Linked DNA regions of Mus musculus: region 2 is linked to region 1. The links are chromatin loops, found by intact Hi-C in ENCODE. Cell type or tissue: gastrocnemius. All regions are shown on one strand. Each heading gives the region's core, and the rest is flanking DNA. Links, peaks and the distances in the headings are about the cores only. Region 1 overlaps Npb (neuropeptide B). Region 2 has its middle 10 kb from the start of Gm39490.

The links. A loop is a pair of places that touch in the nucleus more often than their neighbours do. Peaks named below come from ENCODE experiments on the same cell type or tissue, not always from the same donor. Only the 100,000 strongest peaks of a DNase experiment are listed, where the experiment ranks them.
Region 2: a loop joins it to region 1, with 8 times the contacts of the local background. A loop is called at or near these places in 12 of 42 quality-filtered maps.

The regions. Positions count from the first base shown.
Region 1 is chr11:120,608,795-120,617,369 of GRCm38, forward strand. Npb (neuropeptide B) reads left to right here. Exons shown (of 2, transcript NM_153288.3): 2 at 21-306. The coding sequence ends at 149. Pcyt2 (phosphate cytidylyltransferase 2, ethanolamine) reads right to left here. Exons shown (of 14, transcript NM_024229.3): 2 at 7,055-7,143; 3 at 6,497-6,658; 4 at 5,537-5,603; 5 at 4,847-4,931; 6 at 4,585-4,629; 7 at 4,236-4,289; 8 at 3,669-3,807; 9 at 3,207-3,289; 10 at 2,834-2,911; 11 at 2,554-2,619; 12 at 2,319-2,384; 13 at 2,082-2,170; 14 at 1,268-1,977. The coding sequence ends at 1,875. Among named protein-coding and RNA genes, the nearest start is that of Npb, 4.6 kb to the left of the region's middle. In gastrocnemius, for the core only: a CTCF peak has its summit at 4,113 (motif pointing left); a DNase peak (open chromatin) is centred at 4,171; H3K4me3 peaks cover 555 bases; H3K27ac peaks cover 1,443 bases.
Region 2 is chr11:120,512,158-120,520,732 of GRCm38, forward strand. No RefSeq gene overlaps it. Among named protein-coding and RNA genes, the nearest start is that of Gm39490, 10 kb to the left of the region's middle. In gastrocnemius, for the core only: no CTCF peak of the experiment used is centred there; DNase peaks (open chromatin) are centred at 856, 1,144 and 3,591; H3K4me3 peaks cover 1,515 bases; H3K27ac peaks cover 2,642 bases.

The DNA.
Region 1 (8,575 bases), core at 295-8,294:
AGCCTCCACCGCCTACCCAGGCCCTGTGTGTCAAAGATGTGACCCCGAACCTGCAGAGCTGCCAGCGGCAACTCAACAGCCGAGGGACTTTCCAGTGTAAAGCGGACGTCTTCTTGTCGCTGCACGAGACTGATTGCCAGAGCACCTGAGCCCTGAACCCCAACCCTGCGGCCGGTGACTCTCCCCAACCCCCATATGCCCAGTCTTGCTTGAAGTAGCACAGACCCTGTGTGGGTTTGGCCCCTAGCTCCCACCATGCTCCATAGCAAATGGCTAAATTAATAAAGAAGCAAAACTGTCTCTGCTAAGGGTTGCTGGAGGAGATGGCGCAGAGACCCTGACAAGTGGGTGCCTGGCTGAGCGGGTCCCTGGGGTGATGATTGCTCCACTTCCCTTCTGTGCCCTGGCTGGCTCTTTTCCTCTTCCACAAAGCCAGAAAGGGGATAGAGCCTCCACCCTGACTCCAGAGTCTGAACAGGTGGTCCCCCTACTTAAGCAGTAGGCACTGGGCATAGATAGTTCTTGCATGCCATTTAAAACCACCCCCAGAGCATCCTCAGACCCTGCTCCTGCTGCTCAGTCTTTCAGAGCCACAATGTCAGCTCAAGGTTCTTTTAGAAAGCCCTGCTCGGAGTCCTGCCTCACCCCTGGCGAAGCCCCTCCCAAAGGCCCTGAAGGACATAGCTACTGTGTGCGCGACAGATCACTGGGGTGTGCAGACTCTGTGCAAGGGCGGGACTTCACGGGAGCCCTTAGATCCACCCACTGCGCTGGTAGAAGCTTGGCCTGGCCCCACCCTTTCAGAGGGATAACAGGGCTCAGTGGCCTGCCTGGCCCCCCCCCCCGCCCCCCCCAATGTTCTGGGCCACAGAGCCAAGTGGGCAGCAGACTTGAGTTCTGCCCCAGTTGTTTCTTTTGCCCTGCTTTCCCTCAGCCCAAGGCAGACACAGGTGTGGGTGAGGCAGGTACCACCAAGTACCTGAGCTTCCTTCTGAGCACCTCTCATTCTCCTCTCTGTGGTGCCTCATCAGCCACACCCGGCATGGGACAGAGCTGCACCAGAATCCCTGTTTGGGAGCTGGGCCTCGCCATTCCTGTCAGCTGCTTCATCACCGAGCCAGTCTCCCCACAATCAACCACCAAGAGCAGTTCTGGGGTCCTCATCAGGGTCCCCAGATATGCACAAGCTACCCAGCTCCCTGGCCCGGCTCGCCCTCCCTTTCCTAAGAGCTCTTGCTGTGGGCGGATGTGGACCGGTTCCAGTTTCTTCCCGGGGTCGGGAGCCTACAGAGTGCTTCCCACAAGGCTTTATTCAGTTGAGCCACCAAAGTACAATGAGGACCAGGCAGTCTCTGCAGAGGACAGCCGTGCTGCCCAGCTGTCGGGGCAAGTGCATCTTCCAGGAGTCAGGAATGGGGTGCTAGAACGTGCCCCAAGGTAGAGGGTGCCCACGGGCAGGGTGGCCCAGGAACAGAGGTCCCCAAAGCCTCTGGACCTTTCACCAAAGCTCAGTGGGCAGATGTGCAGCTTCCAGTCAGGCAGGAGGGGTATCTCTGGCCAAGACTGGGGCAGTGGCAGTTGGAACCCATGGATGCCCGGGATACACAGCAACACGCCTCCAGTCAGTCACAGGTGCATCTGCTTATCCTGTCCACGGGCCACATCATTGGGCTAGCTACCCTCTCTGAGCAGCTCAGAGGGAAGGGCTGAGAGCCTGCTGCAAGGCAGGTGCCTCGCAGGCAGGCAGCACCCTCAGCAAGGCCAGTTTCCTTTGGAATTGTGTGAGCTGACATCAAGACACAGAAGCAGAGCCGGGCAGGAAGAGAAGAGGTGGGCACAGGGCAAGGGCGTGAACAACATCTCCGGGTCTGAAGCTAGTCAATCTCCCCTCCAGGCGGCGCCTCCTGCTGCTTCGTGGCCTCCAGAAAGGCTAATTCCTTGGCTTCTTTCTTCTGATTCCGTGCTTCATACTCCAGCCTGGGGCCAGACGGGTTGTAGGTTGGTTCTCTCCAATACTGGGGGTTTGCCCACTGCCAACCCAGTAGGGGGGAGGGTGGCAGAGGGGAGGGGAGGAGACACACCTGTTCTTGATGATCCTCTGCACAATCAGGTCTGTAGTGAGGTCACTGCCACTGTCAATCTGATAGAAGATGCCTCTTCTCTTGGGCTCCTGGAGGCCTCAATGGGAAGAGAAGTGGGAGATGAGAGGTCTCCTGACCACAGAGACACCCCCAGCTGTCCCTCCACCCATGGGAGACCAATACCAGGAAGGATGGTTGCACCTACTTCCCCGAGGCAGCCCACGCCGGGCAACCCACCTGGTAGGGGTCAGACCCATCCCTGTCGGGTACAATCTCTGTCTTCCCGTGACACACCAGGTCCACCTGGAAAGGGAGCAAGGTCAGGAGACTTCCTCAGAGTTGCTATGCCACCACTGACAACCACTTAGGGCTAGCCCAAACCCCAAAAAACTGGCCCAGGCTGAAGCAGGCAAGAGCCTCTAGGAAGATTAGCATCATGTTCTGCTCAGGAGAACTTTGAGCGAAGCCTCACCTTGAAGTGATTCAGGAGCTCCGCTGTCACGGAGTATGGTGCCCCAATCACCACTTCTGAAACATACTGCGGAAACACAGCCAGTGAAGCACCTCACTCAGTCCTCATCCCTGGCGAGCTAGAGGGCTAGAGCGTGGCAGAGGAGGCCAGGGGAGCCAGCAGGGCAGGGCGACACGGCCAGGGCCAGTGGGCAAAGGGGACCCTCAGACTCCTTCAGCAGGGGAAAGAAACTGCACCCAGTAGGGCCCAGCCGCCCGGCCCTGACTCCCAGTTCACTTACCCGGCAGGCCAGCACACTGAGAGTCCGCTCGTGCAGGTTCATGATGGGGTAGTTCTTGCCCTTGTACCGGTTTACTTCCTAGGGCCAGTGAGTTTGGCTCAGCTGGGGGACCTCAAATGAATGGTGCCTTCCCTCCCAGCTGGCCGTCGTGGGCAGAAGCTGGGAAAAGTGCCCCCTCTCATAGGAACACCCTAGGCAGGGCTGTCCTGGACTCCAGAAGAGAGCCAAGCTTGCCTTCGCAGGCACCTGGAGCCTCCTCAGTCCTTCAGAGGCCACCTGTGCCCAACACTGACCCCAGCAAGGCCCCTTGAGGGACCCCATGGCCCATCAGCTGACGGGGTGCTGAGAAGCAAGCAAGGAGGAGGGCAGAGACCTGGTCAAAGTGTAGGCCGGCGATGACGTAGGGCCTCTTGGCTAGCTTGTGCACCTCCTGTAGGAAGTCCACGTGCCCGATGTCTATATCCAGATTAAGAAGCAGTAACTAGCTGTGTATCATGGTGTTCTTGTAAACCCAGCACTTGCGTGGCGGAGGCAGGAGTATTGCAAGTTCTAGGTCAGCCTGGACTACACAGGAAAATTCTGTCTCAAGAGAGCAAGACTTGGGGTTGTAGTTCAGCAAGAGGTCACTGGCCTCGGATACGCAGAGCCCTGTGCTCCATCCCCAACCCCATGGATGGAGAGGAGGAAAGCAGGCCAGGTAACAGCAATGGGCACCCAAGGGACCCCGTGCCATTCTCCCTGGTGAAGGCCGCACCCACCACAACCCAGCTCAACCCTGGAGCCTTGGAGGCTATGGGTCCCACTCTGAGGCATGACTTCGGGCAGCAGAGGATACGGAACAGGTCAAAGGCACCAGCCACATAGATGACCGTCTCCCCGGGCTGGGGCTCCTTCCCAGAAGCAAACTGGATGATCTTCTGGGATGTCTGTAGAAACTGGGACACCCCTGTCCAGGGGCTCTGCCCCCCAGGGCACTGTTAGTCAAGAGAAGGAACCAGTCAGTGGTAGAGGCCTCTATGTGTGCCCCTCACCCAGTACCCTCCCCTTGGTCATTCTTCTGGGCCCAGGGCTCCCTGTGCCCCTGTCGTAGGTGTGGGTGATGGGAGTTGCACAGAGCATTACAGGCTGGACTCCCCCAAACCCCAGCCTGTCAATAACCCAGCAGCACAGCTGGGGGCTGTGTCCAGGCAGGCACTTGGGGCAGGGGCAGGGACACACCATGGTAAGGCCACGCAGGACCACTGTAGCTAGCAGGACTGTGGCTCCACCCGGTGGCCACAGAAGATAATGCAGTCAACACCAGCTCTGCCTGGCAACACCACCAGGAGCAGGCGCAGAGCCCAGTGGCCAGCAGACACAGCCCTCTGGGGGACCCGGCACCCTGAGGCCACCATCTGGTCACCTGGGAGGAGACTTCTGAGGAAAGTGTGTCCCCGGCAGGTGTCGGGTGAGGGGGCTACAAAGGGAGAGAGGGCCAGGCCATTTGGTTAGATGCCACCTGTAAGGTGGGCAGTCCTTGCTCCTCCTCCAAGAAGTGGCTGCTGGGACTGGCCACCTCTTGCCTGTCCTCCCTCCCAGCATCCACTAGCTGGCCAAGCCTGATGGTCAGTACCTGGTCAGCACTGGGAAAGAGAGGGAGGAGGGCAGACACTGAAGCTTTGGGCCAACCTTTCCCCATGGGACGCCTAACGGGTGGGTGGGAATGTCAACTGGATTTCCAGAGTGGCCTCAGCGAGCCAGGCTGTACTCACCTTTCCAAAACTGTCAGCATATTCCCGGTACTCAGAGGACATCTCCTGCACACAAGGGCAAGAAACTAAGGGACCTTGCCCTCCTGACTGCCAACCCTGGGCCCAGCACGCCATGGCCCCGGAGCCCACTAAGGGGTTGGTCAGGGAGAGAAACAGGATAAACCTGAGGGTGGCTAGGTGGTGCACCCCCCCCCCTGCACCCACCCTCCCCCGTGTCCTTAGCCCAGGGACCGTATCCCAGACCCCATCCGTTTGGACTCACCTGGCTGCTGTGATGGGCCTTGGTCACCAGCAGCATGCGACCCACGAGGTCTGTGGTGGACACACCCTGGGTGCGTTTGCACTCTCTGGGACAGAGGTAAGGTGGAGGTTTTCATCCAGGACAATCCTGAGGCTCTGCTATAGGCAGAAGCCACCTGAGGGACACAACCCTAACCCAGGACCACCCACCCACAACAGAAAGCCAGACTGGGGCAGGAGCAATGGGCTCACTCAGCTGTACAACGTAACTCCAGGGAGTAGGCAGGTCACATTGAGGACATACCAGTTCTGGCCCCCATTCCAACGTTGTTCCCTCTGGCCTCTATTACACTCAGGCAACCCTGATATGCATTCCTGGCTGCTCTGTCCCTATAGGAACCACTGGCCACAGCTGGCTCTTTAAATTACAGTTAATTAAAATAAAAAGGCAGCTCTCCAGGGGCACCTGAGACTACCGAGTCTACGAGTCTAAGGATGTCCTACAAACGGTGATGATCGAGAATGCTGCCATCTGGCAGAGCTATGCCTGGTAGCACCGCAGAGGCCCTGGGGTTGGTCACACAAAGCATGCTGTCCTGCACTTTCCACACCTGACCGAGGACCCAAATGCCTTGCAGGGTATGTATGTCAACACAGCAACAAGGAGAGCTAGGCAGGGGGTCTCCTCTTGAGCCCCACTCCCTGGACCTACCTGTACCTCCCAGCCTGCTTCACTTCCTCATAGGTGTCTCGGCCGTCTACTGTCAGCGTGATGTCATCTAGAGGTGACACGCACACAGAAAAGGATTTGTTCCTGTTTTGTTGTTATTTTGAGAGGGGGGCAGGGCATGTCTTGCTATGTATCCCAGGGTGACCTGGAACTCTTTTTGGAACAAGGCTTCTCTGATTAACCTTGGCTGTTCTGGAACTTACTTTATTTATAGACCAGGCTGGCCTTGAACTCAGAAATCCACCTGCCTCTGTCTCCCAAGTGCCAGAACTAAAGGCGTGCACCACCACCGCCCAGCTAATCCAGAACACTTAATGTCCCGTTTCAGCCTCCTCAGTACTAATGCTAAGATGATAGTTATGTGTCATCACACTAGGCTCATAAACAGGGTTTGTTTTTTGGGGTTTTTTTTTTCTTCTTTTTTTTTTTGGTTTTTTGAGACAGGGTTTCTCTGTGTAGCCCTGGCTGTCCTGGAACTCACTTTGTAGACCAGGCTGTCCTTGAACTCAGAAATCCGCCTGCCTCTGCCTCCTGAGTGCCATGCGCTACCACGCCCGGCAAATTTTTTTTTTTTTTTTAGATTTTTTTAATTCATTTATTTCATGTATGTGGGTACACCATTGCTGTCTTCAGATATACCAGAAGAAGGCATCGGAGCCCCATTACAGATGGTTGTGAGCCACCATGTGGTTGCTAGGAATTGAACTCAGGACCTCTGGAAGAACATCAGTGCTCTTAACTGCTGAGCCATCTCTCCTGCATAAACAGGGATTTTTAACTGAGAGCCCCCAGGGGCCCCTTTCCCTTTGCCACTGCTCTGGGGATGGTCCCAGAGCTTCCTTGCATGTGCATAGGATGAGCCAAGATGAAAAGCCCACTGTCTCTGTGACTAGGTCAGCAGGGCTGACTGCCCAGCCCCCACCTCAGACCCTGCCCACTCACTGCCGTGAACACAGAAGTCACAGTTGTGCTTGTCCAGTGTCTCCAGGGTGGTGACGTAGGGAGCAGCGGGCACCACCTCATCCACCCACTTGATGGCCTGTACCATCTTGTACCTCTCCTCCTGGGTAAACACCGGGGGCCCCTTATGCTTGGCAATCTCCTCTAGGGACAGAGAAAAGGACAAGACAAGGTAAGTGATGTCCAGGAGTCTGGGTCGCAAGGCTGCAGTGTGCAAATGGTATGCCCACAAGGCAGGACCCCGTGCCAACAGCATTGTCCTCTGGCCAGGGCGTGTGCTCGGGGGCATCTGCTGGATAACTAAGAAGAGGGTTCAGTCTCTTCTGTTTCAAGAACCGGGGTAGGGGCAGACAATACAGCTGTCCTGTGTTGCCACAGCTCTCTATAGCTGGTACCAGGCTATGTTACTCTCTAAGCTCCCTGAGTCACCACTGTGCTCTGGGGAAGGAAGCTGGAACCATTCTGCCCGCCCCTCTGCCCCACCCCATGCCCTGTAGGCTTAATCCATTGGACTGTCCGGCACATCGGGCCCCACCTTACCATCCGTATGCACACCCACGATGAGGTAGTCCCCCATGGCCCGTGCCTGCCGTAGCTGGTTGGAGTGGCCATAATGCACCATGTCATAGCTGTGAGGACAGACAGGAGACTGAGGGTCTTGTGTGGGATGCAGCACGGCTCCCTGAGAGGCCCCCACCAGGGCTCCTAGCCCAGATCCCGGTGTTGGGCTTACAGCAGAGAAGTCGGTTCTCAGTTGTCCATACCCTAAGTACTGGACCTAGGGCAGGACTGGGTGCCAGGTCTAGCAAGAGTGGCAAATTCAGGTACAAGGCCTGGCTGGTGAACTCCCAAGACAGCTGTTCACTGGCAGATGCTTAACCATTTCCCATGTCTTAGACTGCCTTTGCCCTGTTGGTGCCTCCTGCTATGGGCAGGCATTTCAAGCTGCTTCAGTTCTTTTTCTTTTTTTCTTTTTTTCTTTTTTTTTTTTTAAGACAATAAGGTCTCATGTAGCCCAGGCTGGCCTCAAACTCACTATAAAACCTAGGACGACCTTCAACTCTTGACCCTTTTTTTTCTGTCCTGGAACTTACTTTGTAAACCAGGCTGACCTTGAACTCAGAAATCTGCCTGCCTCTGCCTCCCAAATTCTGGGATTAAAGGTGTATACCACCACGCCCGGCGACTTTCAGCTCTCAACCCTTCTGACTCCATCTGCTGAGATTCCCACCCAAAGCCAACTGTTGGGTGCTACAAAACAAATGTAGGACCTTGTGCATGCTGGGCCAGCATAATACCAGCTGAGCTAGCTACACTCCCAGCCCGCAAGATACAAGAGATTATCTAGGATTTGAATATGGAACCTCCTGCACCCTAAACAAGAATAGTCCCCCTGGATCAACAAGCCACACTCAAGCTTGGAAACAAGAGATCAGTCCTGCATTGGGAGCAGATACTTCCACCCTGACACAAGTGGACAGTTCCCCACCCCCAGGGCTGGCTTAGCTCTCTGAGAGAACAAGTGCCTGTCACCTGCTTTTATCCTCAAATCTAGGTCTGGCCACAAGTACTTTGTCAAGGTCAAGCTATGCAGAAGCCAGCAATATGCTGGACACTGAGGATATCCCAGTGGGATATCCCTGGGACCACCTGTATTCTTTGCCATGGGCCAGTGCTGGGCCATAGGTTCTGCTCTGCTTCCTCTAGAGCCCTAGTGGGCTATCATCATGTCAACACCACAGTGCACGGGGTGGGAGGTGGGACATGATAACGGGCAAATTCCAGGACAGCCCTTGTGCCCACTAGACAGGCAGGGCTAGATCAAAGGTCAGAGTCTGCATCTGGGCTTGTGGCACCATGGTGGGGCCAAGGTCATAGTCCACTGACACGAAGTCAAAGCTGGTGACTCAGGTGCAAAAGAACAGAAGGGGACTGAAGTTGTAATTCAGTGATGGAGCACTTGCCTGTACATATATAGCACACAAGGCTATGGTTCCCATCCTCAGCAACCAACCAAAGACAAACAAGAAACGCACAAAGTCTAGCCTATTCCGCCATGAA
Region 2 (8,575 bases), core at 348-8,347, 97 kb before region 1:
ACCCTGCTTTCAAATATTACATATATATTTGGGAAGGGGGATTTTTGTTGTTGTTGTTGTTGTATTGTTTTTACATTTCCATTACTGAGTTTGGCTGCCAACATGAGGTACAGCCTTCGCCTACTTGGGACCACAGCTTTTCTTTTTCTTTTTCTTTTTCTTTTTCTTTTTTTTTTTTTCTTTTTTTTTTTTTCTTCTTTCTTTCTTGTTTTTTTGTTTTTTTGTTTTTTTTGTTTTTGGTTTTTGGTTTTTGGTTTTGTTTATTTTATTTTATTTTATTTTATTTTTTGAGCTGGGACCACAGCTTTTGTGTGCTTGCCCTGAGGAACTACTCCCAGGTTTGTGATCTCAGTGATTCTGGTCTCTTTGTTTTTAAGCAGGGTCTCCCTATTTTGTAGCTCTGGCTGGCCTCAAACTCACATAGATCCATCTGTCTCTGCCTACCGAGTGCTGCTGCAATTAACGGTATGGTCTGCCCAGATGTTTAATTATTTTATTTTATATGCATGAGGGTTTTGCTTACTTGTGTGTCTGTGCACACAGTGCATGCCTAGACCCTGAGGAAGTCAGGAGAGGGCACAGTGGAACTTGGAATTGGAGTCACAGTTGTGAGCCACCAAGTGGGTGCTGAGGAGTGAGCCTAAAACTCACCCTTCCCATGGCTGGTTGGGGCCCTTTCATCTTCCTCCCCTTTGCTCTGGTGCACCTGTTTGGGATCACACCCCATCCCTCCCTCCCACTGAGAATTCCCATTAAGCTAACCCTCCACTATTTCACACCCCTCCTTATCCCAAGCTGTGAGAGGTGGACATAACTGGCACACCAGTGCCAACCCGTCTGGAAAAGGAAGCCTTGCTGGAGCAGGTCCCTGGCATCTGACCATTCTTTCACCAAATGATCTGTGGCTCAAAATGTTTTCCAAATACCAAGAATTCACCCTGAAAGACTCTGGGCTGAATTGTAAGTAATTTTACTCATTCCGTGGGAGATTGATGGAGGAAAGGGCAAAGGTCATGAGAGATCTTGCCTGAGGCTAAGATGTGAAGAAGTGGGAGAAATCAGCTCCATTAGGAAGCAGCAAGCCCTAAATCAACAGCATGGCAGACGCCCTCCCTGGGGAGAGGGGTGTGGCAAGGGCTCATCCACTGCCAGGAGGCAGCAGAGCCGGGCACATAACCAGGAATTGTTAGGGACTCTTGGACAGAACTGAAATATCAGTTGGCTGATATATGCATGCCTTTGCCTAGCTAGCAGTTCCTCGGCCAGTTAAAAAGGAGCAGCCATCCGGAAGGTGGTGGGACACACCTTTAACGCCAGCACTCTGGAGGCAGAGGCAGGTGGATCTCTGAGCCTGGTCTGAAGAGCTAGTTCTAGGACAATCAGGGCTACACAAAGAGACTATGTCTAAAACAAAAAACAAAAACAAACAAACAAAAAAACAAAAACCAAACCAACCAAACAAACAAACAAAACAAAACAACCCCCCCCAAAATGAAAACAAACAAAACCCCCAAACAAACAAAACAGAAAAAGAAAGAAAGAGCAAGCAAATACACAGACCCACTTGTACCGAGCAAGAAGGGGGACGCTCGTGTTCCCAGCAGCACAGCCAGCATCACCAAACACAGAAGCTGAGCACTGATGGGTGGATAGTGTGGAGTGCCCGCACTCCAGCTATAATCCAGCTATAATCCAGCTGTGCGTGGTATGTGTGTGAGTGCACATGTGTATGTGTGATTGTACTGTGTGTGCACATGTGTATGTATGCATGTGTGATTGTTTTGTGTGTGTGTGCATGTGTGTATGTATGCATGTGTGATTGTACTGTGTGTGCACATGTGTATGTATGCATGTGTGATTGTATTGTGTGTGCACATGTGTATGTATGCACGTGTGATTGTATTGTGTGTGTTCATCTGTGTGTGTGTGAGTGAGTGTGTATATGTGTTCTTATGTGCACGTTCACAGACGCCAGAAGTCAGTTCCAGGTGTCTTCCTCAATCACTCAGCACCTTACTTTTTGAGGATCTCTTCTGAACCTGGTGCTCACTGATGCAGCAGACTGGCTGGCCAGCTCTCCCACCCCAGGGCCACTGTTGATTTCTTTCCAATGTTGTGGTTTGCTGTTTTGAGATAGACTCTTACTATGTAGCCCAGAGTCCCTACATAAACCAGGCTTCACTGATCCTCCTGCCTCTGCCTCCTTGGTGCTGGAATTACAAACACCGGCCACCTTACTGGCTCAGTACTGAGGTTTGAACCCAGGGTTCCACAGGTGCTAGGCTAGATCTAACCATATTCCATCTCAGTCTTTTTTACAAAGATGACTGAAGGGGCTGGAGAGATGGCTCAGTGGTTAAGAGCACTGACTGTTCTTCCAAAGGTCCTGAGTTCAAATCCCAGCAACCACATGATGGCTCACAACCATCTGTTATGACATCTGACACCCGTTACTGGTGTGTCTGAAGACAGCTACAGTGTACTTACATATAAATAATAAATAAATATTTTTTTAAAAAATGACTGAAGAAGGTGTGAGGCGGGAGGTTGGCAGCTGTTCTTTTTGGCATGATGGAAAGTTTTACAATTGACTGTAGTTTGGTGTGTGGGCATGCACCTGTAACCCCAGTCAGAGGGGTTGGCTATCATTGGATATTAATTTCATTGTCTTTTTGCAAAACCCCTAATAGTCAGAGCAGGGACTGTCTCTGACTTTGTTGCCTGCCGTTGGGACCCTTGCCCCAAAGCCTTAATATAAAAGGAGGTGCCTACCTAGTCTTACTGCAACTTGATATATCATGGCTAACCTTCCAGGTCAGCCCTTTTCTGAAGAGAAACAGAAGGGGAGTGGATGGACCGGAGTGGGGTTGGGGTAGGGTGGCTGGGAGGGAATGGGAGGAGAAGAGGGAGAGGAAACTGAGGTCAGGATGTAACATAAATAAAATTAAAATAATAAAAATATATTAATAAAAAATAGAAAAAATAGAACTATTTTATTTAAAAAAAAAAAAAAAAAAAAAAAAAAGCTTGCCCGCGACAGGCCTTTAATCCCAGCTCTCCGCAGGCTTTGCACTCAAGGCCAGCCTGATCTACAGAGTGAGTTCAGGTCAGCCAGAGCTACCCAGAGAAACCCTATCTAGAAAAAACCAACCAACCAACCAAACAAACAAACAAACAAAAAAGCTTTCCCTTTTATCTTATGTGTGGGGGAGTTTTGCCTGAATATGTCTGTGTACCCCTTGTGTGCCTGGTGCCTTCAGAGGCCAAAAGAGGTTCCGTCAGATCATCTGGAACTGGAGTTACAGGCTCATAGAACGTGTGGGTGCTGGGAATAGAACCCTGGTCCTCTAGAAGAGCAGCCGAGTCATCTCAGTGACTCCTCCTTTCTCCCTGACTCGATAACTCTTTAATTACAAGCTTCGTGACTGTGCCAGCGCGGGATGGGGAGGGCTGAGATCAATCCCTGATGTCCACACCCGTGTGAGGAGGAGAGTGAGGTCTGGATCCCCTGGCTGCAGGCGCTGCTGCGGCCCCAGGCGCTGCCGCCGGTTTAAGCATAGCCTGTAATTCCCCGAATGGCCTCTTGGTGGCGGCCACGTAGCGTCCTTCATTGGAACCGGGACTGGTCAGGGTAGATGAGGTGTAGACCAAGAAAGGGTGCGGCCTGGACTCCTAGAGGTGCCATGCTAGCTAGAGTGGACGTGGCAGTCCAGGGTCCAGGGTGAAATAGGAGCCCAACCCCAGGAGGGGACTCAACATTCAGCCTGCGCTGGCAGAACACAGCCTGTCACTGTAGGCAGGCGGAAAGTCGGCAAAGCGTTTTCAGGGTTTGGTTGGGATCATTTAGCAGTGTGGAAATACAAAAGGACAAACCTTTGGGGCAACAGGGGATGTGAACATAGTAAGTTCTAGGCAGCTGGGGCTCCAGCGGTCTCCAAAGTGGGGGAACCCTCTCAGGCATATAGACCCAGAGGAGGATCGGCTGACTAGAAAGCAGGAGTGTGGGCCAGGTCTGCCTTTGGGATCTAGAATGGTGTATGGGTGACCGGGTGTAGTGTTACCTGCACGGGGCCTCATGTACGTTTAGGGTAGGTTTCTCCGGCATCACTAGCATCCACACCAGATGGGTCTGGTGTGAGCACCAGGGTGACTCTAGGCTGAGAGGAGGCAGAAGACAGAGGGGCCTTTGTGCTGGCTAGTTTTTGTAAACTTGATACAAACTAGTATCACCTGGGAAGAAAGACCCTCAACCGGGGTGTTTCCTCCATCAGAATGGCCTGTGGACAAACCTGTGTGGTATTGTTTTCCTGACTGCTAGGAGGTCCAACCCACTGTGGGTGGTCCATCCTTGAGCAGGTGAGGCTGGGCTGTATAAGAAGCTACCTTGGGGTGGGTGAGTGAGCCAGTAAGCAGCCCTTCTCCATGGCTTCTGCTCCAGGCCATTTCTGAAGCCCCTTCTGTCTTGGCTTCCCTCCATGAACGTCTCCAATCTGTAAAATGAAATAAAGCCTCACTGCCGAAGTTGCTTTTGGTCATGGTGTTTATCACAGTGACAGAAAAGCAAACTTGAACAGCCACCCTTGAGGGCTTCCAGAGGCTGACATGGGACCCCCGTTGGGACCAGTGGACAGGGGTACAGGAATCTCAGCAGACTGCAATGTGGAAAAGAGGGAATTGTTTTGGGGGTGTGACCGTCCAGTTCAGGTAGCATGCCGAGGGCAGTAGAGTGAGAATCTGAAGCAAAAAAGGGGCTGTTGAGCCTTAGTCTACCTGCCCGGTCCACCCACACACATGATCCCACCTCACCGTTGCATCTCTGGGCATCTAGCAGTTTTTCCCGGAAGGGTCTGTGGATCCCACACACCTATTTATTTATTTATTTATTTCTCTCTCTCTCTCTTTTTTTTTTTTTTTTTTTTTTTTTTTTGGTTTTTCAAGACAGGGTTTCTCTGTGTAGCCCTGGCTGTCCTGGAACTCACTCTGAGTGGACTAAGAACATCTATCATGTGCATGCACTGCCATCCATGGCTGGTATCAGCTGCAGTGCATGACCAGGTCTCAGGGCACACCTGCACTCGTGGTCACTGTGAAGCTCAGAGCCCCCACCCAAAGGACCAACTCAGACTCCTGGCAGGATTAGCAGGATGGCAGGCCCTGTCTCTCCTCCTGTTAAAGCTCGGAGTCTCTTCAGTGCAGGTCACCATTCGGACCTATTATGTGTTTCCAGGGGGCTGAATACCTACTCACAGTCTCCCGTGGCCCACATTCCTTCCTTGGGATGACCAGGGCAGAGATGTCCTAGCAACAGCACCCAAGTGTTGGGATTTCCTTTTAAAGATTTATTTATTTATTTTATGTATATAAGTACACTGTAGCTGTCCAGATGGTTGTGAGCCTTCATGTGGTTGTTGGGTATTGAATTTAGGACCTCTGCTCGCTCCTGTCAACCTCACTCGATGCGGTCAGCCCCACTTGCTCCGCCCCAAAGATTTATTATAATAATAATAATCTTATTATTATACATATTGTAATACAATATTATAAATATTTTAATTATTATAAATAAGTACACTGTAGCTGTCTTCAGACGCACCAGAAAAGGGCATCAGATCTCTCATTATGGGTGGTTGTGAGCCACCATGTGGTTGCTGGGATTTGAACTCAGGACCTTCAGGAGAGCAGTCAATGCTCTTATCCACTGAGCCATCTCGCCAGTCCCAAGAAGTGTTGTTTTTAAAAAAACAAAAAACAAAAAACCCCCCAAAACTCTAGTCATTCAATTTTACCAAAGAAGACTCAGGAGCCAGACACCAGGGTGAAAACCTGCTGGCTCAGGGAGCTACATCACAACAAGGTTTTTTTTTTCTTCACAGTCTGATCACAGATCCTGTGATACAGAAGAACATTGTCTGCCTCACTGTCTCCAGCCTGCAGCCCGCCTGAGGATCTTCCCAACACCTCCAAGGCCTGAAGCAGAGCCTGAGGAACCTCCTGGGAACATTTCCCTGGATCCACCCCCATCGCTGGCGAGACAGTTGGACAGCTTGTGTTTGCACATTCGGCCCCCACAGCTAGGCTTCCTTAGGTCCACCCACTTCCCCCTCCTGCCTTATAGTCCCTGGGAGTTCCCAGCCTAATTGAGTCAGCAGAAGTGTGTGTGACTACAACTGGCCTACTCTTGTGCAACTTGGAACTTGGAACTCCTCCTGAGGTAGGGAGCCCCGGCTCTGAACAAGACTTTTCTGAAGCCTCATACTGTTTAGCGATGTGTTTCTATACATTTCTATGGCCAGTGTCACAGTTCCCTGTGTAGGCCAGGTGAGTGTGTTACCATGGAAGTGCACATTCTATGCTTTACACACACACCCACAAAAACTAACATCTACAGCTCCAACCTTCATCCTCCAAGGCTCAGCGGACAGAAGAGAAGGCAAAAGGAATGTAAGACGGAGACAGAGGAGCACCGTGAACAGCCATCTTCTGAACAAGGCACAGAAGCTGCACTTATGAGGTCACGACGACAGCTGTGGCTGCCTGCACAAGGTCTTCACAAATCAGAGAGGCCCCACCCTTCACTGGGGCTCTATTATGGCTACGGGTGAAGAGAGTTGATATTCTTGGGGTGTGGCTGTTGGCAGGTTGCCCATGCTTCACTGGAGGGCTGAGTACCTATGTGCACATATGTAGCTCTGATTGGATTCAGTGAAGGGATGAAGGAGGAGGGGGATGTGTTGGGGAGGGGAGGGAAGATAGGAAGTGTCACTATCATTAAGACACACTGCTTAACTGTGTGTCAAAATACAGGAAAAAAAAACACTTTAATTGAGTCAGCACGATAAGATTGCAGGTGTAAAGGTGCCCACGTGGTGGGAACTGACTCCTACAAGACACACATTCACACCCACACACAAAAATAAACACATGTAATTAAAAATTGTTTTCCAGGGGGGTGGATCTGGGAGGAGATAGAGGAAGGAGTGGACATTAATACAATCAAAATAGATTATATGAAATTCTGAAAAGAATTAATATAACTATTATAATACACACACACACACACTTATATTTTCTAAGACAGGATAGCCCTGGCTGTCCTGGAACTCACTATGTAGAGCAGACTGGCCTTAATTTCAGAGATCTGCCTGCCTCTGCCTCCCAAGTTCTGGGATTAAAGGTGTGTGCCGTTAACACCTGGCTAAATATTATGTTTTAAATATCTTACAAAAAAATAACTAGCCAGTCATGGTGACATATCCCAGCACTCAGGAGGCAGAGGCAATCCAGTCTCTGTAAATTCAAGGTTGGTCTGTTCTATAAACTGAGTTCCAGAATAGCCAGGGCTACTGTCACAAAACAAAACAGAACAAAACAAAACAAAACCCTATACTTCTAGGTGGGATTATGGCTCACAGCTGTTATCCCAGCACTTGAGAGGCTGCGGCAGGAGGATTGCTGTAATTTTAAAGGTACCTTAGTCTATAAAGTGAGACCTTGTTTCAACAAAACAAAAAGTATCAGCCAGAAGCTAGAGAGATGGCTCAGTCATTAAGTCTGGGGTAGATGGATCAAGTCTTTGCCTGACTTAGACCCTGCCTCAAGCAAACAAACCCCTGACAAAATCTCCAGTTGTGCAGCCCTAAACATATTCACATTGTTGAGTAATTCTCACCAAATGAAACTCAGTCCCCATGAAACATCACTACCTCGCTGTGGGCTCCGGCCACCTCCCTTCTACTTCCTGTCTGTGACTGCCCGCTCCAGGCTCCCTCCCTTCAGGCCAATTATGCTTCATGATGTCATACACTCCTGGGCTTACCACCCGCCAGCCACGGACACTGGGGCTTCATGGACTGCCAGCGCTTGTGAGCCGGGCTGCTGTGAATGTGTGTCCACAAATCACTTATATCCCTGTTCTTTATTCTCTGTCGCTGTGTGGCTGTCCCAACCCCATCAGCAGCGAGTGTTGGGGTCTGGAAGGGCTCTGAAGAACAGCAACAGAATCCTTTAGGGTTGCAGTTAGCACAGAGCAATGGTTCATTTTCATGATCACCCTAATTGGATTCAGAGATGTCTAGAGGCTGGAGAGACACTCTGTCTTTGAGAGCACTCACTGCTCTCCTAGTGGCCTCCAAAAAGATCCCAGCACCCACAGGGCAGGTCACTGTCAGTGAATTTACATCGGTTCCGGGGAGAGCCTATGGAGGGCTTCAACTCCTTGGTATCGCCCCACTTTCTGAGAGTTGTAACAGAACTTCCTGTGACTGCTTTGGACAGATCGCCACCACCTCTAGGCCTTTAGGGACCCGTAGGTGGGGACTCTTGCCTCCTGCTGTGACAGTCCAGCACAGGAAGGACAGACCCCACTACCCACCCACTTTAGCTGAGGGCTCTGAGGCAAGAGTCAGTTGTCTGAGCTCTCTTCGTTCCCACTGACCTCTCATAGGACGAGCCTGACCTGCCCAGCTCGGAGAGGACTTCAGGGCTAAGAATAAGGGAGTCCCTCGTGCCTGGGCCCAGGGCACCTGAGATGGTGGAGTTGCTCCCGGGGACTCGTAGGCTGGGTCGATCTCAGGAA